2 separate regions of the Homo sapiens genome follow, and region 2 is linked to region 1. Evidence: read pairs that join two places in POLR2A ChIA-PET (ENCODE). Cell type or tissue: PC-9. All regions are shown on one strand. Links, peaks and the distances in the headings refer to the core of each region. The heading gives the core; the rest is flanking DNA. Region 1 holds the start of TM4SF4 (transmembrane 4 L six family member 4). Region 2 overlaps ANKUB1 (ankyrin repeat and ubiquitin domain containing 1).

Region 1 (5,385 bases), core at 134-5,133:
TAACGTCTCTAGTTCAAGATCGATGGCCGCATGAAACAAGAGAGGAAACAGAAGTCCTGAAGCAGAGCCTGGTGGAAGCCAGAGGCGCTGGGCCTCAGAAATAGAGAACATGGAAGTGGTGTGAGTGAGGAACCTAGAAGCCTACTGGGGAGGGGAGGATACCATCTTTTGTCCTGTCCCAAGTCCCCTTTGCAGATGAGGCAATTCAGGGCCAGAAAAGGGAAATGACTTGTCCAAGTTCTTATGGCCTCTCAGTGGCAGAGGAATGCTGCAGCTTCATCTCTGCCTTCCAGGCTTGCATTCTGTATATGGGACCCCTCTGAATCTCCAGTTCTGACATCCCTGTCGGTTTGTAAAATCTAATACAATATTCATACCCTATAAGTATGAGGGCTATGGTATTTTGGAAAATTATTATTATTTCACACTGGCAGGAAAAATCACAGTTTTATCCCTTCACCAGCTGCTCCCAGAGTCCTGGCTGGAGCTGATAACTTGTCTCCATCCCCATGCTGCCCAGCACAAAAGCACAGAGCACCCTGGAGTAATTCTAGTAGCTGCCCCCCATGGTAACTCACCGCAAATCGCTTCCCACAGCCCTCGTTGCCGCAGCACCCACAGCAGTCATTGTTCTTCAGGCCCAAGAACACCAGCGCAGGGAAGATCATCTACCAGGAGAAGAGGCACCTCAGAGAGAGTCCAGGAGTTGAAGGGAGGGCCCGAGCCTGCCTGACTGTATAAGGAGCCCCATCCACAATGAGGGATTTGGAGGCCCAAAGGGAATGGCAAAGTAACAGAGCATGGCTGGAGGGGTAATGGAGTGTTATGGAGTACTTAGATTCCATTTGGGCTGACTAACCAGCTTCAATGAGGCAAGATTTCAAAATCTGAGTTTCCATTTAGATGGTGTGTTAGAAAAAAGAATAACAAACTTTTCCTCAATTGTCATGAAGAGTGAGTCTCTCTCCCTTTCACTCTCTCAAACGGAGGTTCCCAATTCTATTGGAAACCAGAGGTAAAGAAATCATTAGGTCCTAAGTGGAAGACGACCACACTGACAACAGCTTCTCATGGTGGTTTTAAGTCAATTTGCTTTTCTAGTGGGTTTGCATCGTGGGTTTGTTGTTGTTATTGTTTTGGGCACTATCTTGTTGGAATCAAGAAACTATGCGACCTTCACTTCGGTTCATGGGACTCAAATGACCCATGAGAACTGTCAGCCCAAGCTTAGAGATTAATTACTTAGTAAATTTAGCTGACGTGTCCTTGTCAGATCCTAACAGAAACGAGAAAAAAATTAAGGCATTGACCTCTCACCATGCAATGCTTGAGCTTCTATTACCAACTAAATATCTCCCTGTTCAATAAGTACCTGATTTAAAAAGGATTGTGGGGAAGGGAAAATCTCCCTTAGGGGGATTTTAAGCTTCCCTACTCACCAAGACACCGCTTCCTAATATTCCTCCGAAAAACCAGATCTCTTGGGAAAGGTGGTCGTTGTCATCTATCACTTTTCCTCCAGGAAAAAATAACAGGATGTTAGCCAGGAAGCCAAAAAAAGCAAGGGGAATGAGGGTCCCCCCCAGGCATCTGGCACAGCCCCCAGTGCACATTCTGGGGTGGTACGACACAGGTCAGCAATCAAAAGCTCCTCACTGCCTCCTTCACGGGGCCTCTTCAAGGGTTTTTGGCCAGAGAGTCCTTGTAATTGTCTCCAATTCAATCAGTATTTTGGGGCTGAGAACCAAATTTCTGTGAACTGTGTCCTTGGAGTTGCTTCAGCTTCTCAAAAATAGCAGAACCTCGATGGCAATGGACATTTATACATTCTCCCTGACCTGAAGTGCTTTGTTTTTTGCACCCCCATAAATGAGATTACGTTCAGAGCAATCATTCAATCGTTTTGCCATGGAGACCAATAACCTCTGTTAATAATCCACCAGCACAGACAAGACACTCACATTGTTGCAATCGAAGACAGGGCTGGAACAAACAGCATTTAGAACCACTGCACCTTTAATCTGACAGTGCCCATGCCCAAATAAAGAAATATTTTCTCCAGACTCTTTATAAATCACTAATATAATTGAGTTACATCCTGGTTAAAATCATGTCTCCCAAGTACTTAATGGTGTACAGTGCGTGTCTTTGTCTTTTCCACTGAAAGCCTGGAATTCAGGGTTATCCAAAAGAGCTTCTGTTTTCCTCAATATCAAAATAATTTGATGGTCTAGTTGTGTATCATTGAGCTCAGACTTAAAAGAATTGTTTAAGGCAAAAAGCTACTGTTCATTTTATTGTCTGATTGCTGTGTTTCTCTACTTGTTACGCAATTAAGTAATTAAGTTCTATCTTTTCCCTACACGATGTGATGGAATTAGCAAAAACAGTTTTCCTAATCAACTTTCTCAGCTATGTCTTCCATATAGGAATAAAGAAACCATCATCCACTAAGGCTAAGGGGAAAGGAAGGTCAGCATTGGTAGAGAGGGAGAGAAAAGGTCCTGATGAGTTGACTGGGGAGAAGACACAGTTGGAAGAGCAGTTATAGAGTGCAGGAGGCAGTAAAACACACCCCTATTAGAAAGTTTGCCAACTGCCAGGGGCATGATTCATTCATTTGCTTTGTGTCACTTAAGAAGTTCTCTGCCACGCCTGGACCAAGCTCTACATTATGCGATGGCCCTGCCTGGTACTGGTATTACATAACAGCTGAAGGATTAAGAGGTGGAACTGGAAGTCTTACTAGTTCTTCATTGAGAATCTAGAGGTTAAAATAGGTCGAATATTTTAGGGAGTCAAATTTTAGCTAAATAAAAAGCAAGTGACATTATTACCATGGTAAGACCTGTCCTACCGTGGAATAGGCCACCTGCTCACAAGGAAGCCATGGACTGGGCTTTGCCAAGGCTCAGAGGCCCTTGGAAAGGGAAGCTGTGGGAAGGATTCCAGAAAAGTCAGACTGGAAAAATGTTGAGGCTCCTTCTAAAATTTCTAAGAAATGAGTACTGGTTGCTTTATAAAGATACTTAGAAATCTCAGGGTCAGGATGAGAAAGAAAGCAGAAAAACAGCAAATGTTTATTGAGCCATGCATAATACTCCAAGCACGAATGAGCACCTTAAATGTTCTTCACCCTTCTGTGAAGAAGGTGTCATGCCCCCTTCACAAGTGGGGATGCTTCTGCTCAAAGTGATTTTTGCAAGCTCATCTCAGCATAAGAAGAAGAGCTAAGATTTTATTTTTTATTTATACATACTATTTTACACATTTATGGGGTACGTGTGATATTTTACATGTGTAGAATATGTAGTGATTAAGCCAGGGTATTTGGGGGTATCCATCACTGAATATTGATCATTTCTATGTGCTGGGAACAATTTAAGTCCTCTCTTCTAGCTACTTTGCAATCTATAATACATTATCACTAACCATGGTCACTTTACTGTAATGTCAAACAACAGAGGTTATCCCTTTGGCTAACTGTATGTTCATACCCATTAGCCTACCTCCTCTCCAGCTCTGTGTTGCCAAAACCCAGGCTATGTTCTCTCTCATAGATTTTCCTTTTTGAAAACAAACAAACAACAAAACATCATCTTTTAAATATAAACAATAGAATGACACTGTGTGTGAGGTATATGCACACAGTAGGAGACCCTTCTGAACACAACAACAAACTGTGATTTTATTCCTTATTACAAAATAATGTGACTTTTTTTGGTAGAAAAATTGGATATACAGACAAGCAAAAGGAAGAAAAAGAAAACCAGCTGTGTTTCCACCAGAAGCAAACAAGGGCTGTCATCACTGTGCTGACAGCTGTTTTCCAACACTCCAGGCAGGTGCAAATGAACTTTATTTATAACCCACTGGCTTCTGACAGGGAGTCTTGAGCATATGAACTCTAAAGGCAACAGTCCTGGGGGTGAGTGGATTGGGTTAATCAAATGCATATGCTACTTAGAGCTAGGCAGCTTCTCTCTGGGGACTGGGCAGCTTTCTCCTTTCTCCCTGGACTACACCGTTTGCTTCTAGAAGTTACCATCATGGCATTTGACCAACACTAGCCCTGTTGTCCTAGATTTTTCAGATGCACAACTGGAGTTACCCATGTATACTGTCTGAGTGACTAGATGAAAGTAAGAAATATTGTGGACCACACTTCAGTTTTCTTTCAAGCCTGAGGTAACTTATTTCCTGGGTAGAGGAAGAGAAACACTGAAAAACAGTCACTTTCCTGGAATGCCCTGACCACTTCAGACTTCAAACACTTGGATAGTGACTAACTCATTAATTGTTCAATTATTAATTGTGCCTTCAGACCTCCAGGCAAGAAGTAGAATATCTAATCTGGAGAGAGGGAATCGTGGGGGGGATGGGAACCTTGGTGAAATTCACTCTCTGGAAGTGTAGCAGGGAGGTCACCAACAGACTGCTTTGGGGGCAAGGGAAAATTGTGTGAGATTCTGGGAATCATTTTTGTGATACTCCTACTTGATAGTTTATTGCTTATTCTGTTCCTCTGGGTGTTTAGCAGTGAAGGCTTTAAACCAAAAAGGCTAACTCCCTTGTTTTCAGAAACAGCAAGAAGGAAGTGGCTGAGGACACTAAGCCCCATTCTGTCACTAGCCTTCTATGGAGACTTCAGAAGTGAGAGCAAATAGTAGCCCTGGAAGGGATAGAAAGACAGGAGGGATCCTTGGGGGAAGAAAAGGAGAAGAATGTGAATATGGGCACTATCTCCATGGACCTCACCGGATGTGAGGTTTGACCATACGGGACTAAGCAGCAGGAAGTCTAGGGGTTCCTTCCAGTGATGCAGGAAGTCAATTCCTCAGCTAACAAGCACAGGAGCAGAAGACATTCACCCTGAAATGGGTGAAGAGCTGTCAATTCAGTGCAATCGATAAGTGTATTGTTACATGCATGGTATGTCCACCAATGTGCCAAATACTGTCCTTGTGAATAAAATAAATCTAAGACTTGCTTTCTGCCCTCAATGATGTTACAACCTTCTACTTGTGACAAGAGACAAGAGAAGCCATACACAGAGGTTAAATGAGTAACTGCCCCTTAGCAGAAGAACAAGACATGGCTTCTTCTGCTTGTCTTAAAGCAGAGCATTCTCATCTATTCACACAGAATATCAGGAAGAAGACAGGGGTCTCCACACATTTGCATTCAAATAAAATTCAGGTCTTCATCTTTGCTTACCTGGATGATGAAAATAGATTGTTAAAAGTGATTTTCCAAAGGAGGAAAAAAATAATAGAAAATATTAGTGGGCATTGCATGTAATAAGAGCCATTTTATGAAATTTTTGTTATGTGTGCATAGATGTTAGGTAATAATGCAACATGTTTTGCTTACTATAGGTCTTCA
Region 2 (5,385 bases), core at 207-5,206, 310 kb before region 1:
AAACAAGAAATGGGGAAAGCATTCCCTATTTAATAAATGGTGCTGGGAAAACTGGCTAGCCAAAGTAGAAAGTTGAAACTTCCTTACACCTTATACAAAAATTAATTCAAGATGGATTAAAGACTTAAATGTTAGACCTAAAACCATAAAAACACTAGAAGAAAACCTAGGCAATACCATTCGGGACATAGGCATGGGCAAGGACTTCATGACTAAAACACCAAAAGCAATGGCAACAAAAGCCAAAATTGATAAATGGGATCTAATTAAACCAAAGAGTTTCTGCACAGCAAAAGAAACTACCATCAGAGTGAAGAGGCAACCTACAGAATTGGAGAAAATTTTTACAATCTACCCATCTGACAAATGGCTAATATCCAGAATCTACAAAGAACTTAAACAAATTTGCAAGAAAAAATCAAACAACCCCATCAAAAAGTGGGCAAAGGACATGAACAGATGCTTCTCAAAAGAAGACATTTATGCAGCCAAAAGACACATGAAAAAATGCTCATCAGGCTGGGAGCGGTGGCTCACGCCTGTAATCCCAGCACTTTGGGAGGTCGAGGTGGGTAGATCATGAGGTCAGGAGCTCGAGACCATCCTGGCTAACACAGTGAAACCCCGTTTCTACTAAAAGTACAAAAAATTAGCCGGGCGCGTTGGCGGGTGCCTGTAGTCCCAGCTACCGGGGAGGCTGAGGCAGGAGAATGGTGTGAACTCAGGAGGTGGAGCTTGCAGTGAGCCGAGATAGCACCACTGCACTCTGGCCTGGGCGAAAAAGCGAGACTCTGTCTCAAAAAATAAATAAATAAATAAATAAATAAAAGCTCATCATCACTGGCCATCAGAGAAATGCAAATCAAAACCACAATGAGATACCATCTCACACCAGTTAGAACGGTGATCATTAAAAAGTCAGGAAACAACAGGTGCTGGAGAGGATGTGGAGAAATAAGAACACTTTTACACTGTTGGTGGGACTGTAAACTAGTTCAATCATTGTGGAAGACAGTATGGAGATTCCTCAAGGATCTAGAACTGGAAATACCATTTGACCCAGCCATCTCTTTACTGGGTATATATACAAAGGATTATCAATCATGCTGCTATAAAGACACATGCACATGTATGTTTATTGCAGCACTATTCACAACAGTAAAGACTTGGAACCAACCCAAATGTCCATCAGTGATAGACTGGATTAAGAAAATGTGGCACATATACACCATGGAATACTATGCTGCCATAAAAAAGGATGAGTTCATGTCCTTTGTAGGGACATGGATGAAGCTGGAAACCATCATTCTCAGCAAACTATGGCAAGGATAGAAAACCAAACACCACATGTTCTCACTCATAGGTAGGAACTGAACAATGAGAACACTTGGACACAGGGTGGGGAACATCACACACTGCGGCCTGTCGTGGGGTTGGGGGAAGGGGGAAGGACAGCATTAGGAGATATACCTAATGTAAATGACGAGTTAATGGGTGCAGCACACCAACATGGCACATGTATACATATGTAACAAACCTGCACGTTGTGCACATGTACCCTAGAACTTAAAATGTAATAAATAATAATAATAATAATAAAGAACATTGTATTAACTTTTCCTTCTTTGGAAAAGAACTCTTACGGAAGCCATAATCAATATTTTCTATGGTATATACCTCCAATTTCTATTAATACAGGAGCCAGTCCTGACGATTTATTGCTGATGGTGTTGCGGTTCACTGTGTTCCTATAAACCATAGCATGAGGCACTGCAAAAGTGTATGTTTTTGTACAACATGCAGAGGCACTATCACTTTTGCCCCCTTCATTTTAACCTGTGTTATCATGGAAACGATTGCTTAAGTTTTGTCCACTGTTTTCACCCAGTGCTTAGAATAGTACTAGATAAGATATATAGTAGGCTGTACATAAATAGGTATTAAATAAATGAATTGATAAAGGTTTGAGAGGTAAAGTATGGAAATTAACAAGATGGTATATGATTGTCTGCAATTCATAGCAAGGTACTGAGATGCATTTCAGGGATCCATTCTCTCCCTTACTGTGGCATATCCCATTTTTCTCTACTCTTAGGGCAAAGCACTCCCCAGTATTCTTGGCTTTTCCCCTGACCAACATCATGGTTCTTAGTTGGAAGCAGCAGAAACAAAGTCTAGATAATTTAAGCAGAAAATAAGTATTGAAAAGCTATTGAGTAGTTTTCGGAAGATTGGAGAATCAGTCTTAGAGATTATGCAGCCAGAAACAACATCTAAAGCACGCCCCAGAACTAATCTGGGAAGGTCACCACTACAGGCAACACTGAGCCCTCAAAACAGGCACTGGACATGCTGCCAGCCCTGCTGCCAGGCCGGCAACTTCAGAAATGCCATTGCCTAGAGACTTTCCTGTGTCTGTTGCTTCTCTGCCTTATTGGCTCGTAATTCAAAGTTGGGGTGGATAGGTAGGTCTGATTGGGAGCACCCTGTCACATGTCCATGCTCTACTGCAAAGGGGGCAACTATCCAGCAGGTTGTGCTTTTCAGAGCGTGAAATGGGCTCAGCCTCCCTAGGACTCCTTCTGGTTTCCCTGCCTCCTTCTATAACCAGACTTGTACCAACCAAGTGCTGGGGTCAAAACATAGTTAATCCCTCCTGACATCCCTGGAATGTTGTGAAAAGTTGTTTTATGCTGAGAGATTGAGTTAACTGTAGTACCATTGAGTAGATGTTTATCAGATAAGTTAGAGAAGTTTGTACTATCTTGACAAGTCTAAATTTGATTCAAAATGATAAACATTTTAGCTTTCGAGAGGTACTGTTAATGTATAAACACCAAAATCCAATATATGTGGTTTTACATTTATGCATTTTTATACACAAAAACATGTATAAACATGTTTCTTTAAAATTTACACATGAAAGCATGTTTCTTAAAAATGGCCCTCTTTTCTAAGATGAGTCATAACAAAAGGTATGAAAAGAATCTGGTGAAGAAAGGTGTTCCAATTCAGTGTCCAAGACTCCATGGATAATCTCTCCAGAATGACTACCACACAAGAGGAGAAGTTTATGGAGACATCTCACTGGAATTCATTTGGTTCAACAAAAACAAATATTACTTCCCCTTTTGTTCACTCTGGAATAGTTCAGCAAGCTTCTGCTTACTTAGTGCTGTAACTCCAAAACAGCAAAATATAAAAAAGCAGAACTTGAGAAAAAATACAGCAGTACATTCAAAACTTTCATTAACTTGTTTTCTTTCAGTCAGTTCTGTTTAGCTTTTCCTTTCTTATTGTTAAAGTACATGTATGAATTTACAGTAAGTTTGCATTTGTTTTTTGAAGGTAAGCATGGAATTATTCTCATGAGATAGAACGTATTTGTTTTTATTGAAAAGTAAGATACTTTGTGTATATCTCTTGGGTTGGTTTGTTTGCATCTCAGTTTGTTTATAAAGGAAAAAGTCTAATTTTGTACATGTCCAACAATGATTTGTGTGTGGTATTATTATTTAATAGCGTCTGACTTCGTTGGTTGTGACTGACCAGCCTTCTGTGATTCAGAATACTTGGGGAGGAGTATCATATAGACAGAGAGGTAGAGATGCCTTCTCTTATGTGGATAAGGTGGATTAGCAAGTTGCTATTAATTGGCATCTACCTACTCCCTCGTCATACAACCAAATTAGAAAATATCGACAACTAATGTGCCTCACTAGAACTCAAAATGGGTTTTCCCATAAAAACAAGGTTTATACAAAGGTGAGTATGTAGAGTTAAAAAGTGCAATGAGAACTATTATCCAGATACATTATTGATTAAAAAGGCCTGGGATGTCATTCAACATTTATTATTTATTTATGTGATAAAAAGTTCCTGAGCGCTTAAAAAAAAAATGAACAGACTCAGTAGGTGTTAATTTTCTTGAGACTTAAGAACCTGGCTTCATTAATAATTAGTAATATTTTCTTCCTTGCACTTTTTATTTTCATCTAAAGATTGTCAGATCAGCTGGGCACAGAAGCTCACTCCTGTAATCCCAATACTTTGGGAGGCTGAGGTGGATGGATTGCTTGAGGCCAGGGGGTCCAGACCAGCCTGGACAACATAGCTAGGCCCTGTCTCTACAAATAAGAATTTAAAATGTAGCTGGGTTTGGTGGTGAGTGCCTGTACTTGGGAGGCTGAGGTGGGAGGATTGCTTGAGTCTAGGAGTTTGAGGTTACTGTGAGCTCTGATAGTGCCACTGTACTTCAGCCTGGGCAACAGAGTGAGACCCTATCTCAAAAAAATTGCCAGATATTTTGCAGTTCTCCCTTATTACTTGTTCCAGAGTCAGTTATATGTATACTAAGTTATACATGCTTATCTTTATAGATATAAGTATACGATTATTCATATTCTGAGAAGCTTCTTTTTAACTTATCTAACCTCACACACCTAGTTAACTTAAGAGTGACTTGAGAGCTGGGAATGGAGGAGAATTCTTTCCCCAGCTACTCAGGAGGTGGGAGACTGCTTGAGCCCAGAAGTTCAAGACCAGCCTGGGCAACATAGTGAGCCCTAGACTCTAAAAAAAAATTTTTTTTTTAAAGAGTGACTTGGGACTCTGTTATTTTGTTTGCATGTTATTCTATTTGGATTTATTTTGTCATTTGTTTGCATTTAATTTGTTATTTGCATTTAATTCTAAATATAAATTAGGAATTTTTAAAGAAATAAAAAAGAGCTATTACATAAAATATAATTTTTCTCTCTTTCCCACTATCTTTTTATTCAGTTTTCATAGGAATTTCTGCCTGCCCGTAAATATTATCTACATTAGCTTGAACAGATACTTCCCTTATGGAACCATAGGAAAGCACGGCGTGGCAAAAGTGAAAGAGTCAATCCTATGTCCTTTAAATTTGTATTGCATGTGTTTATGAGAAACTATCATGAAAAATTGTTCTAAGCACTTTAGGCTCAGTGGGCAGCTCAGCTTGCTGATCTGGCTTCATGCACAGCCACAGAGGGACTGAAACTGTTCCTAATCACTTCAGTCACTGAAATGGGCCCTAGATCAAAGTACTGCAGCCTTAAATTTCATCAGTAACATCACTCCTCAAAGGCTTTTTGAAAAAGGTCTGCATGTTGACCATATTACTGCAATGTGTTATGTGGGAGAGGAGCATTTAATTTATTATAAGTCTGCAGGACTGGGGGGGCCCTGGAGGAACCAGAGAGGGATTCTGATGGAAGAAATAGAGGAAGGAAACAAAGGAGGGGCAAGACAGCATTGACAGGTTGGAGCCCCCTGAAGAACCTGAAGGCCAGATACCAGGTTCTGAGAGAGTCCCGCATTCATGGGCATTCCGTGATGGTGCCATGCACTGACATCTGC

Evidence for each region. ChIA-PET counts read pairs that join two places held together with the same protein. Peaks named below come from ENCODE experiments on the same cell type or tissue, not always from the same donor. Only the 100,000 strongest peaks of a DNase experiment are listed, where the experiment ranks them.
Region 2: POLR2A ChIA-PET joins it to region 1 with 5 read pairs; 2 of 35 experiments call an interaction of 5 or more read pairs at or near these places.

The regions. Positions count from the first base shown.
Region 1 is chr3:149,471,106-149,476,490 of GRCh38, reverse strand. It overlaps TM4SF4 (transmembrane 4 L six family member 4), which reads right to left and starts at 1,794. Exons shown (of 5, transcript NM_004617.4): 1 at 1,440-1,794; 2 at 579-668. The coding sequence starts at 1,613. In PC-9, for the core only: no CTCF peak of the experiment used is centred there; DNase peaks (open chromatin) are centred at 2,650 and 4,242; H3K4me3 peaks cover 279 bases; H3K27ac peaks cover 2,532 bases.
Region 2 is chr3:149,781,467-149,786,851 of GRCh38, reverse strand. All of the region lies in intron 2 of ANKUB1 (ankyrin repeat and ubiquitin domain containing 1), which reads left to right. Among named protein-coding and RNA genes, the nearest start is that of ANKUB1, 8.4 kb to the left of the region's middle. In PC-9, for the core only: no CTCF peak of the experiment used is centred there; a DNase peak (open chromatin) is centred at 3,101; H3K27ac peaks cover 1,364 bases.